Regions from separate parts of the Homo sapiens genome. Here region 2 is linked to region 1. Evidence: chromatin contacts called from ENCODE Hi-C or POLR2A ChIA-PET data. All regions are on one chromosome and are shown on one strand. The core of a region is the stretch at or near the end of the contact, and the rest is flanking DNA. Distances in the headings are between cores, read along the strand shown.

What was found. Hi-C counts contacts between places; a loop is a spot of excess contacts on that map. ChIA-PET counts read pairs that join two places held with the same protein, here RNA polymerase II (POLR2A). Pooled maps may share reads with other maps.
Region 2: a map of gastrocnemius medialis shows a loop between it and region 1 (14-fold over the local background). The contact joins the enhancer-like site here to the promoter of OGA in region 1. A Hi-C loop is called at or near these places in 1 of 168 maps with a recorded cell type or tissue (gastrocnemius medialis) and 2 of 50 pooled maps. POLR2A ChIA-PET finds 5 or more read pairs at or near these places in 1 of 52 experiments (activated T-cell).

What each region holds. Positions count from the first base shown.
Region 1 is chr10:101,814,796-101,821,233 of GRCh38, reverse strand. OGA (O-GlcNAcase) reads left to right here and starts at 2,790. Exons shown (of 16, transcript NM_012215.5): 1 at 2,790-3,410. The coding sequence starts at 3,212. It overlaps KCNIP2-AS1 (KCNIP2 antisense RNA 1), which reads right to left and starts at 2,166. Exons shown (of 3, transcript NR_045118.1): 1 at 1,986-2,166. RefSeq lists enhancers at 2,761-2,880, 2,682-3,257 and silencers at 3,031-3,090, 3,171-3,230.
Region 2 is chr10:104,346,661-104,352,250 of GRCh38, reverse strand. It overlaps CFAP58-DT (CFAP58 divergent transcript), which reads left to right. Exons shown (of 2, transcript NR_108036.1): 2 at 324-950. It also overlaps a transcript of CFAP58 not described here. Among named protein-coding and RNA genes, the nearest start is that of CFAP58-DT, 4.1 kb to the left of the region's middle. RefSeq lists enhancers at 26-135, 156-205, 964-1,023, 2,254-2,373, 1,844-2,768. Within about 2 kb of position 2,475, at least 15 of the 41 ENCODE cell types and tissues checked have a DNase peak (open chromatin) inside an H3K27ac peak, as active enhancers do.

The DNA.
Region 1 (6,438 bases), core at 1,541-4,040:
TTTTTTTTTTTTTTGAGACTGAGTCTCACTCTGTTGCCCTGGCTGGAGGGCAGTGGCACGATCTTGGCTCACTGCAACCTCTGCCTCCCAGGTTCAAGTGATTCTCCTGCCTCAGCCTCCCAAATAGCTGGGATTACAGGCGCGCACCACCATGCCCAGCTATTGTTTGTAGTTTTAGTAGAGACGGAGTTTCAACATGATGGCCAGGCTATTCTTGAACTCCTGACTTTCTGCCCGCCTTGGCCTCTCAAAGTGCTGGGATTACAGGCGTGAGCCACTGAGCCCGGCTGATTCTGTCATTTTAATGCCTCGCTGGGCCTATTTATTTATTTTTAATTTTTAAAGATTTATTTATTTTTTAATTTTTTTTTTTTTAGAGGCAGGGTCTTGTTCTGTGGCTCAGGCTGGAGTGCAGTGGTGAGATCCTAGCACTACAGGTGCACACCACTACGCCTGGCTTTTTTTTTTTTTTTTTTTTTTTGTTTTTTTTTTGAGATGGAGTTTAGCTTTTGTTGCCCAGGTTGGAGTGCAATGGCACGATCTCGGCTCACGCAACCCGGGTTCAAGTGATTCTCCTGCCTCAGCCTCCCGAGTAGCTGGGATTACAGGCATCTGCCACCATGCCCAGCTAATTTTGTATTTTTAGTAGAAACGGGGTTTCTCCATGTTGGTCAGGCTGGTCTCGAACTCCCGACCTCAGGTGATCCATCTGCCTCGGCCTCCCAAAGTGCTGGGATTACAGGTGTGAGCCACCACGCCCGGCCTATTTTTATTTTTTTATAAAGACTGGGTCTGGCAATATTGCCCAGGCTGGTTGCAAACACCAACACTGCGCCCAGCCATCTGGGCCTGATAATTTAAAAGGACTCTCATTCCTCAGATAAAAGTTCTTTTCGGCCAGGTGAGGTGGCACGTGTCTGTAATCCCAGCACTTTGGGAGGCTGAGACTGGAGGATCACCTGAGCCCAAGAGTTTGAGACCAGCTTGGGCAAGATGTTGAGACCCCCGTCTCTACCAAAAATGAACAAATTAAAAGAGTGTGGTGGCGGGCACTCGCCTATAGTCCCAGCTACTCGGGATGGCTAAGGCGGGAAGATCCCTTGAGAGCCCAGGAATTCGATACTTAAGCTATGATTGCACTAGCCTGCGTGGCAAAATGAGACCTCTTCTCTTACAAAAAAAAAAAAAAAAAAAAAATTGTGTTCTCAACCCCAACGGACCACAATATCCAGTAAAGCTGCTATGGCCCCTAACTCTCAGCACAGGAGGTCCCTTAAGAAAATGCTTGTCCGGCCGGGCGCGGTGGCTCACACCTGTAATCCCAGCACTTTGGGAGGCCGAGGCAGGTGGATCACCTGAGGTCAGGAGTTCAAGACTAGCCTAGTCAACGTGGCGAAACCCCGTCTCTATTAAAAACACAAAATTAGCCGGGTGTGGTGGCGGGTGCCTGTAGTCTCAGCTACTCGAGAGGTTGAGGCAGGAGAATAGCCTGAGCCCAGGAGGTGAAGGCTGCAGTGAGCCGAGATTGCGCCACTGCGCTCCTGCGCTCCAGCCTGGGCGACAGAGTGAAACTCTGTCTCAAAAAAAAAAAAAAAGTTTGCTCCTAACCCCCATCTCAACAATCCAGGACTGAAAAGAAGAGGGACCATGAAAGTCCCTGAAACTACAAGTTGGGCTACGGCTAAAGAAGGTAAATATCAGACTGAAGTGTAAGATGGACATTACTAAGTCTTAATCATCATTTCATGTTTATACCTCACAGGTTGAGATAGATTTCTCAAGCATCATAAATGTAAAGTGCATTAGGGTAGGTCTACAAGAGAGCTCTGAGAACATACAGCAAGGAGACCCAAACCCATCTAGGGCTCAGGGAAGGCTTCCCAAGGAAGCGATGCCCATGCCGAGGCCGAAGGGATCTCATGCCCCACTGCACACACCGCGCGCTCCCCATTCCCAAACAAGGCAGGCTTTTCATGCCTCCCTACCTTTGGACTCTGTTGTTCGTTCCACTTTCCTGGAGTGCTGTCTTCCCTCCCCTTCTGCTCAGTCAGGCTAACTTCACATCCTTTATAATCCAGCTGAAAAGTGAAGCCATGCCCACGGCCTCTCCCCAAAGGAGGAGTGAGTATCACCTGTTCTGAGCTCCGAAGTTCTTGGGGACACCTTGTGGGAACTGCGTGTGTGGTGGCTTGTCTCCACCACCGTACTGTGAGCTCATAGTGTTCTAGAGCCCAGCACGAGGCAAGCTCTATAGATGTCTACTGAATGAAGGAATGAACGAATGATTACATTTTAAATGGGATTAGGGGAAAATGATTCAAGGCAGAGGGGTGAGCTGAGCTCCTTGGAATGGTGTCTTTACCGAACCAAGCCTGGGTTAGGCAGATGTAATGAGCCCACCTATTACAAGAATCTCCATAGAAAGTAGGTCAGTTCTTTCCTATCTCTTTAAGAACGAGAGGCCGCGGCTCCGCGCCTGCGCACTGAGAGAATAAACACCTCTCCTTTTCACCTTCCCCCCTTCTCCCTATTGCCCCAACCGGCGGCAGCCTCCTCCCATACTCCCCTCCTTCGGGGCGGGTAATGGTCCGTCCGTCCCAGGGTGCCAGGCTTGTTTCGGAGGGTGGCAAGCAGAAATGGTACATTCCACTGCCTTCATTACCTTCTGCTTTTCGCGTCTCCTGTTCTATTTCCCCCTACCTAAAGAAGCTTAATAGGCTAGCCCCAAAGAAGGCGGGGGAGCCGGGCGGAGGGGACCGGTCTGAGCCGGTCTGCAGCGCAAGCGCAGTGCGGATAAACAGGAAGCGGGCGGTGGAGGCAGCAGCAGAGGGAGAGCTCGGGGCTTGGAGGGGAAACAGCGGAAGACCTAAGATTATCGGGAGGGCAGCAGAGGCAGAGAACGAGGACAGGACCCTTGGCCGTCTTCTTCCAGGGAACGAGAGGTCACAGCCTCGCTCTCCGCTTAGGCTTCTGGCGCCCCAGCTTAAAGCCGAGGCTGCGGCTGACAAAGGGCTCGCGCCGGTGCCGCCGCCCTTCTCATCCGGGCATTCGGGTCCCTGCGGAGAGGGAGGGGGAAGGGCAGAGGGGGAGGGGAAGGAGCCGGAGGGGCGCACACTTGGAGCTGAAGCCCTCTCCAGGGCTCCGGGCCGGTGCCCCAACGGACAGAGGTCGAGGAGGACCCGCAGAGGTGGCAGCGGCCGGGGGCAGGAGGATGGTGCAGAAGGAGAGTCAAGCGACGTTGGAGGAGCGGGAGAGCGAGCTCAGCTCCAACCCTGCCGCCTCTGCGGGGGCATCGCTGGAGCCGCCGGCAGCTCCGGCACCCGGAGAAGACAACCCCGCCGGGGCTGGGGGAGCGGCGGTGGCCGGGGCTGCAGGAGGGGCTCGGCGGTTCCTCTGCGGTGTGGTGGAAGGTGAGCGCCCTCCTTCCCTCCCCGTTTTGGCACTAACACGTTCTGTCCTCGGGAGGAGGGTGGTGGCGGGGATTTTGGAGACTCTAAAAGGCCGGAAAGCCTCTGGGTCTGAAATGTGGCCCTCCTAAAGCGAGGGGAGAGACGAGATGTTGGGCGAATCTCCTTGCACGTCTTAAGACGGCGTCGAATTCCCCCCTGGCCACTCACAAGTCTGACCCCACCCGTCTTGGGCTTGGAGCCAGGCCACCTCCTAAGGAGGCGGTGGTTAAGAGCCTGGTGTTCTGTTAGCCTCTGAGTTCTACTTCTTTGTACCTTGGGATCTTATTCCCTAGGGTTGTCTGGTTCCAGTGAAAAAATATGTGTAGTGCTTCTGTCACCACCCTTTGTGGAAAATCGGCCCACACTGACGTGCTTGTACTTCTGGAGTGAAGAGAAGCACGTTTGGCCTATAGTATTTCAAGTTCCACTTGGCTTAGAATATTTTTGTTGCTTCCCCCCACCCCCGCAAAGATTCATTTGCAACTTAGAAAATTGCCCTCTTTCCCAGCTACTGTACTTTGCTCTCGAGGGATGAAACTTTGGCTTTAATCACAGATTCTCGAAGTATCTGAGATGCGTAATTGGAATTTAGTGACCGCAGAAGCGGCTTTAAAAATGCCCTTCTCGCCTTTTTTCCCATTTACAGTCGAAAAGAACGATGGACTTTTTGGTAGTGAGGGAAAATTACCAGATGCTTGTTTCAGTTTCTGGATGAGAATGGACAGATAGTCCACCTTGCAGCTCTGTAGAGGCACGAATCGGTTACATTATTAGTCTTTCCGCAGTTACAGCATGTATTTGAATTTTCTGAAGTATTTTGGCCGATTCAGAGTTTCCTAGATGTCTGTTTTATATCTCTCTCGTATGTAATGGCGTGGATAAGGGTAAAAAATATATATATTTAAAAAACCAAAAAGGTATGGAAAAAGGATTGCTCTCGACGTTGAGAACATCAGCTTTTCTGTTTTTTTTCACCATATAAATTAGAGTATTCTTTCGAAAAATGGGTGGTGGTTATGGTACAGACCATAACAGGCTACTTTGCTGCTACAGTAAGGCATGAAAGAGTTCAGCGAAGTTAACTGTCTTGCAGAATTTGGGGGATTACAGAATGGAAAACTGCTATATAGTATTCATCAAAAATGATTGCATTGTGTGACTTATATCGTTGTATTTATTGGCTTGAGTGCAGGGAGATTTTAGAAAAAGAATCTGGTTTTTGTTATCAAAGATCTTGGAGTGGGGATGAGAGAGTGCTGGGAAATTTCGGAGCTAGACTGGAATGAGTCTAAGGAAACTTGCCAGTCCATTATACCTTCAGTTATAAAAGGAGAAAACTCATTTGGTTTAAATTCGTTTGTTTAGAATAGCATTAAAAGGCGATTCTTCCTATTTAAAGAACAGAGTTGTCTGCCATTCTCTCGTTTATTCCTCCTCCCTCCCGTGCCCTTGTATATTTTCTTAGTGACTGAGCACCTGAGCCAGCACTGATTTTTTGTGTGTTTTGTTGTTTTTGTTTTGGGAGACGGAGTCTCGCTCTGTCGCCCAGGCTGGAGTGCAGTGGCGTGATCGCGGCTCACTGCAACCTCCGCCTCCCGGGTTCGAGCAATTCTCCTCCCTCACCCTCCCAAGTAGCTGGGACTGCAGACACGGGCCCGGCTAATTTTTTGTATTTTAGTAGAAACGGGTTTCACCGTGTTGCCCAGGCAGGTTTCCACCTACGGAGCTCAGGCAGTCCGCCCGCCTCGGTCTTCCAAAGTGCTAAGATTACAGGCGTGAACTACCGCGCCTGGCTTTTTTTTTTTTTTTTTTTTTTTTTTTCTCTCTTTTTGATACCTCTTGGTTGGCACCAGCCGTAAAATGAATGAGCATAGAAATACTATAGTTACTGCTAGGATTTCTTTTTTGTTTTCTTTCCATCACAAAACTCTCTTGGTTTTTAACTTACATTAACAGCATTGCTTCCTCTTTGTGGTGCCAGTCAACCGAAACCATGAACCTGACTCTCAAAAGAGCCAAGGTAGGGTTTCTAAAGATTAAAATGTTTAATTAAGCTAGACATTTGAAAAGTCTTTTTTTATATTGGAGCAACTCTGAAAGGATGTTTAATGCCTACTCCTTAAAAAAAAAATGATAATGCTAAGTGCCGTAGGGATGCTAAAGACTTGTATAGGTCTGCCTGATCAAGAATATTTTATATTGGCCGGGCGCGGTGGCTCACGCCTGTAATCCCAGCACTTTGGGAGGCCGAGGCGGGCGGATCACGAGGTCAGGAGATCGATACTAGCCTGGCCAACATGGCGAAACCCTGTCTCTACTAAAAATAGAAAAAATTAGCCGGGCGTGGTGGCGGGCTCCTGTAATCCCAACTACTCGGGAGGCTGAGACAGGAGAATCGCTTGAACCCGGGAGTTGGAGGCGTAGATTGCATTGAGCCGAGATAGTGCCACTGCACTCCAGCCTGGGCGACAGAGTGAGATTCCGCCTGAGAAAAAAAAAAAAGAATATTTTGTATCACTTGTGAGAGGCTAACATTAGATTGTCCAGATGAAAGTGCTACAGTTATACATTGGTATGTAATGAATTTTAATTTGGTCTGTCATTGTCCTTTTTGTGGTGCAGAGGAGTCATTCTGCCTAGAGATTGGAGCTAAAATACATTGCAGAAATTTGTTTTAGACTAGTCTCTTATGTAGATTGTGTGGGTTTATGTAGAACATTTTGTGTTCAGAATGCTTTTATTAACCTTCTTCATGGTACTCTTGAGAGGCTGTCCTTATCTCTTACTGATGATTAGACTGAGACAAGTGGAAAGTAAAGGTTAGACAAGATGTAAAGTGTGTGGTTTGAGCTGTGATGAGCACACTAGGGAGTTCCAGATACCAGTTTGATGCTTATTCAACCATTTAGGTTATCGGTCTGCGAGTTTGTTTTCTGCAGTGTGTGCATAACTAGTGTTTTGTCCTCTTAGAGGATACTCTGGGGACATT
Region 2 (5,590 bases), core at 1,226-3,725, 2.5 Mb before region 1:
ACACTTCCATCCATCCCTTCCAGAAGGTGATAGGTCTTTTTTATTAAACACTCATAAAGTGTTTAGTAAATACCAGATACTATTCTAAGTGCTTTGCAAATATTGACTCATCTAATTAGCTAATTTTCTAATTTCTGTCAATATGATGAAAGTAGTGTAAGCTCATTTTTTGCTTTCATTTTCACTTCTCTAACTACTAGTGAATTTTTTGACCATTTCTTTATACATTCATAGGCTACTTGAGATTCCCTTCTGTGAACTGCCTTTTCAGTGTCTGTGTCTATTTTTCTATTGATCTTTTTTCTTTTTCTTTTGATTTACAGATATCTTTGAGAAGCCTGGACATCAATCTGCTTTAGAAGACTAGAAACTCTGCCTTTATGTCTTTAAGGGAACAATAGTCCTTAACTTTGATACTGTGGCTCTTTAGCTCTTTTTTTCCCTATATTTTTTATATAGTTTTTTGGTATTATTTAGACCTCCTTAACCCCACGGTCATAAAGGTATTCTCCCATCATTTTTTTCTATCCATTAGCTTCATAGTTTTACTTTTTTACATTCAGTTATCTAATCCATCTGGAGTTCTCCTTCCCATATGGTGTGAGATAGGGATCTAACTATATTTTTCTCCATGGGGTGAGCAAATTTTCCAACAACCCATGTCAAACAATCCATTCTTTCCAAATTGGTTTGGGGAAGTTTCCAAATAGACATGAGTATGTTCTGAGCTCTCTGGTTTGTTCATGTGTCAGTACCACAAGGTTTTGTCACTGTGGGTTTTTAGTTAGTCATCATGCTTGAAGGGCAAGTTCCCCATTCCAAATTCTTCTGTGTTAAGATTGCTTTGTCTATCCACGGGCCTTTATCCTCCCTTATAATGTTTAGAGTAAGTTTGTCAAGTTTATGAGAACTGTGTTGGGTTGATGAATAAATGCAAGGAAAACTGGCAACTGTGCAGTGACATCTCATTCATGACCTGACACTGTATATCTGGTGGACAAAAAGAGGGAAATGTGGCTGAGTCATAATGTGCATGGAGGTTGCTGGAGAGGTGGCAGATGAACTGGAGAGGCAGGCTGAACCACACTGTAAGCCAAGCTAATAGAAATGAGCTTGAAATGGGACAGGCAACCCAGCTCAGGCTGCTTTGTGTGTTCACAGGAAACCTGATTACACATTGGGACCATCGGTTTGTAGGATTGCCATGATCCAGAGAAACTCCATAACATTTCTGAAAGTATATAACAAAAATAAAGACCTAGAGGGCCCTGGTCACCCATACGTTGCACTGATGTCAAGTGCAGGGCTGTGTGTCTTCCCATGTCCAAGGGATCTCCTAAAAGAGCTTTCATAAGTAGGTGCCCTGCATAGGTGACAGCAGTTCAATCCAGTAAACAATTTTTTAAGGAACGTACTGCATGGTAGGCACAAGGCTGCCCACAGGAAGCACCAAGGTGACTATGGCAGAGTCACTGCCCTTTGCATTCACAATCTGTATTAGGGGAAAGACAGAAGGGAACATCTACAGTTAATTCTAATGCAATAAGATGGTATCATTTAGTATATGCCATTTTAACAGAAAGCACAATGGGAGCTCAGAGAATCTAGATACTGGTATCTGAGACCTTACTTATAGGAGGACAAAAAGACCCAAATATGACTGAGCAATCAAAGAACCACAAGGAGGTAGAAAGGCGCGTGACATGTTCAGCTCATAGGAAAGAGATGCAGGGGGCATCAACACAGATGGATGAATGGATGAAAGGATGGGTGGTCGGACATATCAATTTATGCTGATGAAACAAAATGTTTGATTTCCAATTTTCTGGATTACAGAAGACTAGTCACCACCCTGCTCCCCTGTGTTGTTGTAATAACAAGAATCACTAGGTGGCATTATAGTATCAAAGTCCTCACCTTTCAGAGCCTCTAGGAGAAACACACCCAACAAGATCGCGTCAGCCCCTAATTTAGACAAATGAGTGCTTCTATTCATCTCATTTCTCATTATATCCACTTAATTTATTTCTTGAGCACCTACTATATGTCCAGCCCTATGTTGCATACTGTGGAGAGAGAATACAAAAGGAGTTGAAGACACGATCTTCTCCCTTGAGGAGCATCAGGAGAAGCAAATTGTGCACGCCAACACTCCCCTTAAAAGATTTTCTGACAACAGTCCGAGACAGGATATAGTAAGCACTGAAATGAGGATGTCAGTAAATAAGGTCCTGTGTAATCTGGCCCTTTCGACTTTCTGGTGCCAGCTCCCATCACTCACTCCTTGTTACACTGGTTCTTTCAATTCCCTGGGTAGCCATGCTCTTTCCCACTGCCTGGAATTCACAAATGCTGATCTTCCTGTCTGGAATACTTGACTCTCTCTCTTTCTCTCTTCAGCTGGCTGGCTCCCATCCAATCTTCTTTCAGATCTCACTTCTTCACATTACTTTCAGTCTCACTTCCCCAGACTACCTTTTCCAGCATTGTGTATTCTACTTCTTGCATCATCCCACAGTGGTAACTAATGGCCTAGTCATGTAAATAGTTGCTTAATACCTGTGTTCCCTACCACACCGTCAAACTACAGGAGCTCTAAGATGATGCACGTCTTCTTCACCCCTGTCTCCACTGGTGTTAGGGGCTGAATTGTGTCCCTCCAAAATTCATAAGTTAATGTCCAGATGCCCCCTACTTCAGAATGTGATGGTATTTGGAGATAGAGCCTTTAAAGAGGTGATTAAGTTAAAATAAGGCCGATCAGACTGGTATCCTTACAAGAAGAGGAAAATTGGTCACACAAAGAGACACGAGGTATGTGATGTGTGCACAGAGAGGAATGACAGTGAAAAGGAGACTATCTGCACAACAAAGAGAGGGGCTTCAGAAGAATTCAAACCTGCTGACACTTTGATCTTGGACTTCTAACCTCCATAACTGTGAGGAAATCAATTTTTTTGTTTGTTTTGTTTTGTTTTGTTTTGTTTTGGTGTGGAGGCGTTTGAGACGGAATCTCACTCTGTTGCCCAGGCTGGAGTGCAGTGGCACAATCTCGGCTCACTGCAACCTCCGCCTCCCAGGTTCAAGCGATTCTCCTGCCTCAGCCTCCAGAGTAGCTGGGACTACAGGTGCACACCACCACACCCAGCTAATTTTTTATATTTTTGTTAGAGACAGAGTTTCAACGTGTTAGCCAGGCTGGTCTCAAACTCCTGACCTCAAGTGATCCTTCTGCCGTGGCCTCCCAAAATGCTGGGATTACAGGTGTGAGCCACCACACCTGGCCTCAATTTTTGTTTTCTAAGCCACCCAGTCTGTGGTATTTTGTTATAACAGCCCTAGCGAACTAACATAACCAGCCAGCACTCTGCTGTATAAGTAACTGTTCAGTGAATCACTACTGAATGAGTTCTAAAGTAAGGAAGCCCAGTGAACCATGACATCTTAAAGAAAGGTACATGGTAGACATGGCTCTTGAACTTGACCTTAAATGATATGTATGAGTTAGAGACACGGAAGGAAGTTAAAAGAATCTCAAGTATGGGGAACAGCACTGGGCAGAAACCAAGGCAAGAATCCAAAAATCCTGCTTTAGGCAGGGTGAGGTCCCTATCAGGTACTTGTGGACACTAAAGTTGACAAGAGGGCATGGGTGAATAGCAGAGAGCCTTGGAAGGATAGAAGAGAAGTGCCTCCAAACTCAAGGACTAGGGACAGTCAAGAACACACCCATTTTTTCTGCCAGATATCTCAAATACATGATCATGAGATATACTACCTCTGCAAAGCTCCTTATTTAAACCTGGATAGAATCGCCTCTTAGAACTTCTCAGGTGCGTGCTGTAACACAGTAATAAGAACAGTATTTATACCCAGTGTTCACCTCTTCAATAGTACCCAGTGAAGATATGAAGTAAACCTCCAAAAAAGCAGAAACACTGACTTGCAGGCCTACATGTAAATTCCTAGCCTGTAATGCAAAGCAATTGTGCCCTGACAGAAATCGACCTCTGTCATAGATCAGAGAGGTCCCAGAGGCTATTTTGGGGGTGTCTGTATCATCCACAATCTCCTCTGAGATTATTAACTCCCACCCAGAATTACGTCCCTCTCTGAAGCCATGATGCTCTAGGCCACCCTACATACCTCCCCAGGGCCACAGCTGATGGGTCAAGGTGGAGACCTGACCCACATGAAGCCAGTTCTATTATTTTCCCTTGGAATTTATAACAGGGACCAAGAGCAAGTCAATCATTGCTCAGGTCTGGAACTGAGCATGTGAAGCCCAGGAGAGGCAGAGAAAGGCAGGCTGTATGGAGGGAAGAATAAAGCAAATAAATGAGGGGAATCCACAGACCAAAAACAGGAAGCGAAAGATGGGAGAGGGAGCTTCTTCCTTGGTGGCCGATGCCCTGTGGGAACCTGGTGGCAGGTCCCTTGAGAGACCCAGCAACACCTGCTCTCTTGGATTCTGCTAGATACTTTGTATCCTCCTAACAAAATAACCTTATTTGTTTAAGCTAGATGAAGTGAGTTTTCTTTGTATATATCAGAAATAAAAAAAAAATTTTAAAGCCTGCATCAACACAGATCCTGTTTGCACAGGCATTCTTGTGGCATTGCTGGATTTAGTGTCTATGGAATCTAAAAACTACATTTGGGGCCCTTAACGACATGGTAAAAACTGCTCCTGTCATCATATCTAATATTTTTCCTCCAGACTGTTGGGAAGATGAAAAGCCCACGTGTTACAGAAAATTGTTATCATTTATCAGCCAACCATATGGTCACCTTAGATGACAGAGCAGAGTCCCCACTGGCTAGTGTTCTCCAAAACTGTTGGGGGCATATTTTATTCCTTTAATCTTCTCCTTTTCCAGACTACTGCAGCACTAACTTAACAGAACATTTGTTGAGCATTTGACATCAGCTCCCAAAGGGTCTCCAGACAAACTCCCCTCGTGACACCTGAGGAGGCACCGAAGCTCAGGCAGATTTATTAGGAAGACTGAAAGGTCAGGCACCAGGTAGAAGCACTGAGGGAGCAGCCACAGCGGGTAAGCATTTTTACCAGGAGAAGGAGACAGCAGTGTCATAACTACCCAGTCGTCTTACCTGCCTTGAATTTTATTGGCTTAAAAGCAGCTGCTCTCTTCTCCCACACAGATTACTTTTGGGTATGACTGGTTAGGCTAGATCATTCAGTTGGTGCTTCTTGCCCAAGACACCAAGGTTGCAGTTTGATGTCCTACTCAGGACTGGTAAGGACGTGCACAAGTCAATCGGTGGACCAGATTGGTTAAAAAGCTTAAGTGGGTCAAGCGCGATGGCTCACTCCTGTAATACCAGCACTTTGGGAGGCTGAGGCAGGGAGATCACTTGAGGTCAGGAGTTTGAGACCAGCGTGGCCAACATGGTGAAATCCTGTCTCTACTACAAATACAAAAATTAGCCAGATGTGGTGGTGGGCCCCTGTAATCCCAGCTACTTGGGAGGCTGAGGCAGGAGAATCACTTGAACCCAGGAGGCGGAGGTTGCAGTGAGCCAAGATCGCACCACTGCACTCCAGCCTGGGCGACAGAGTGAGACT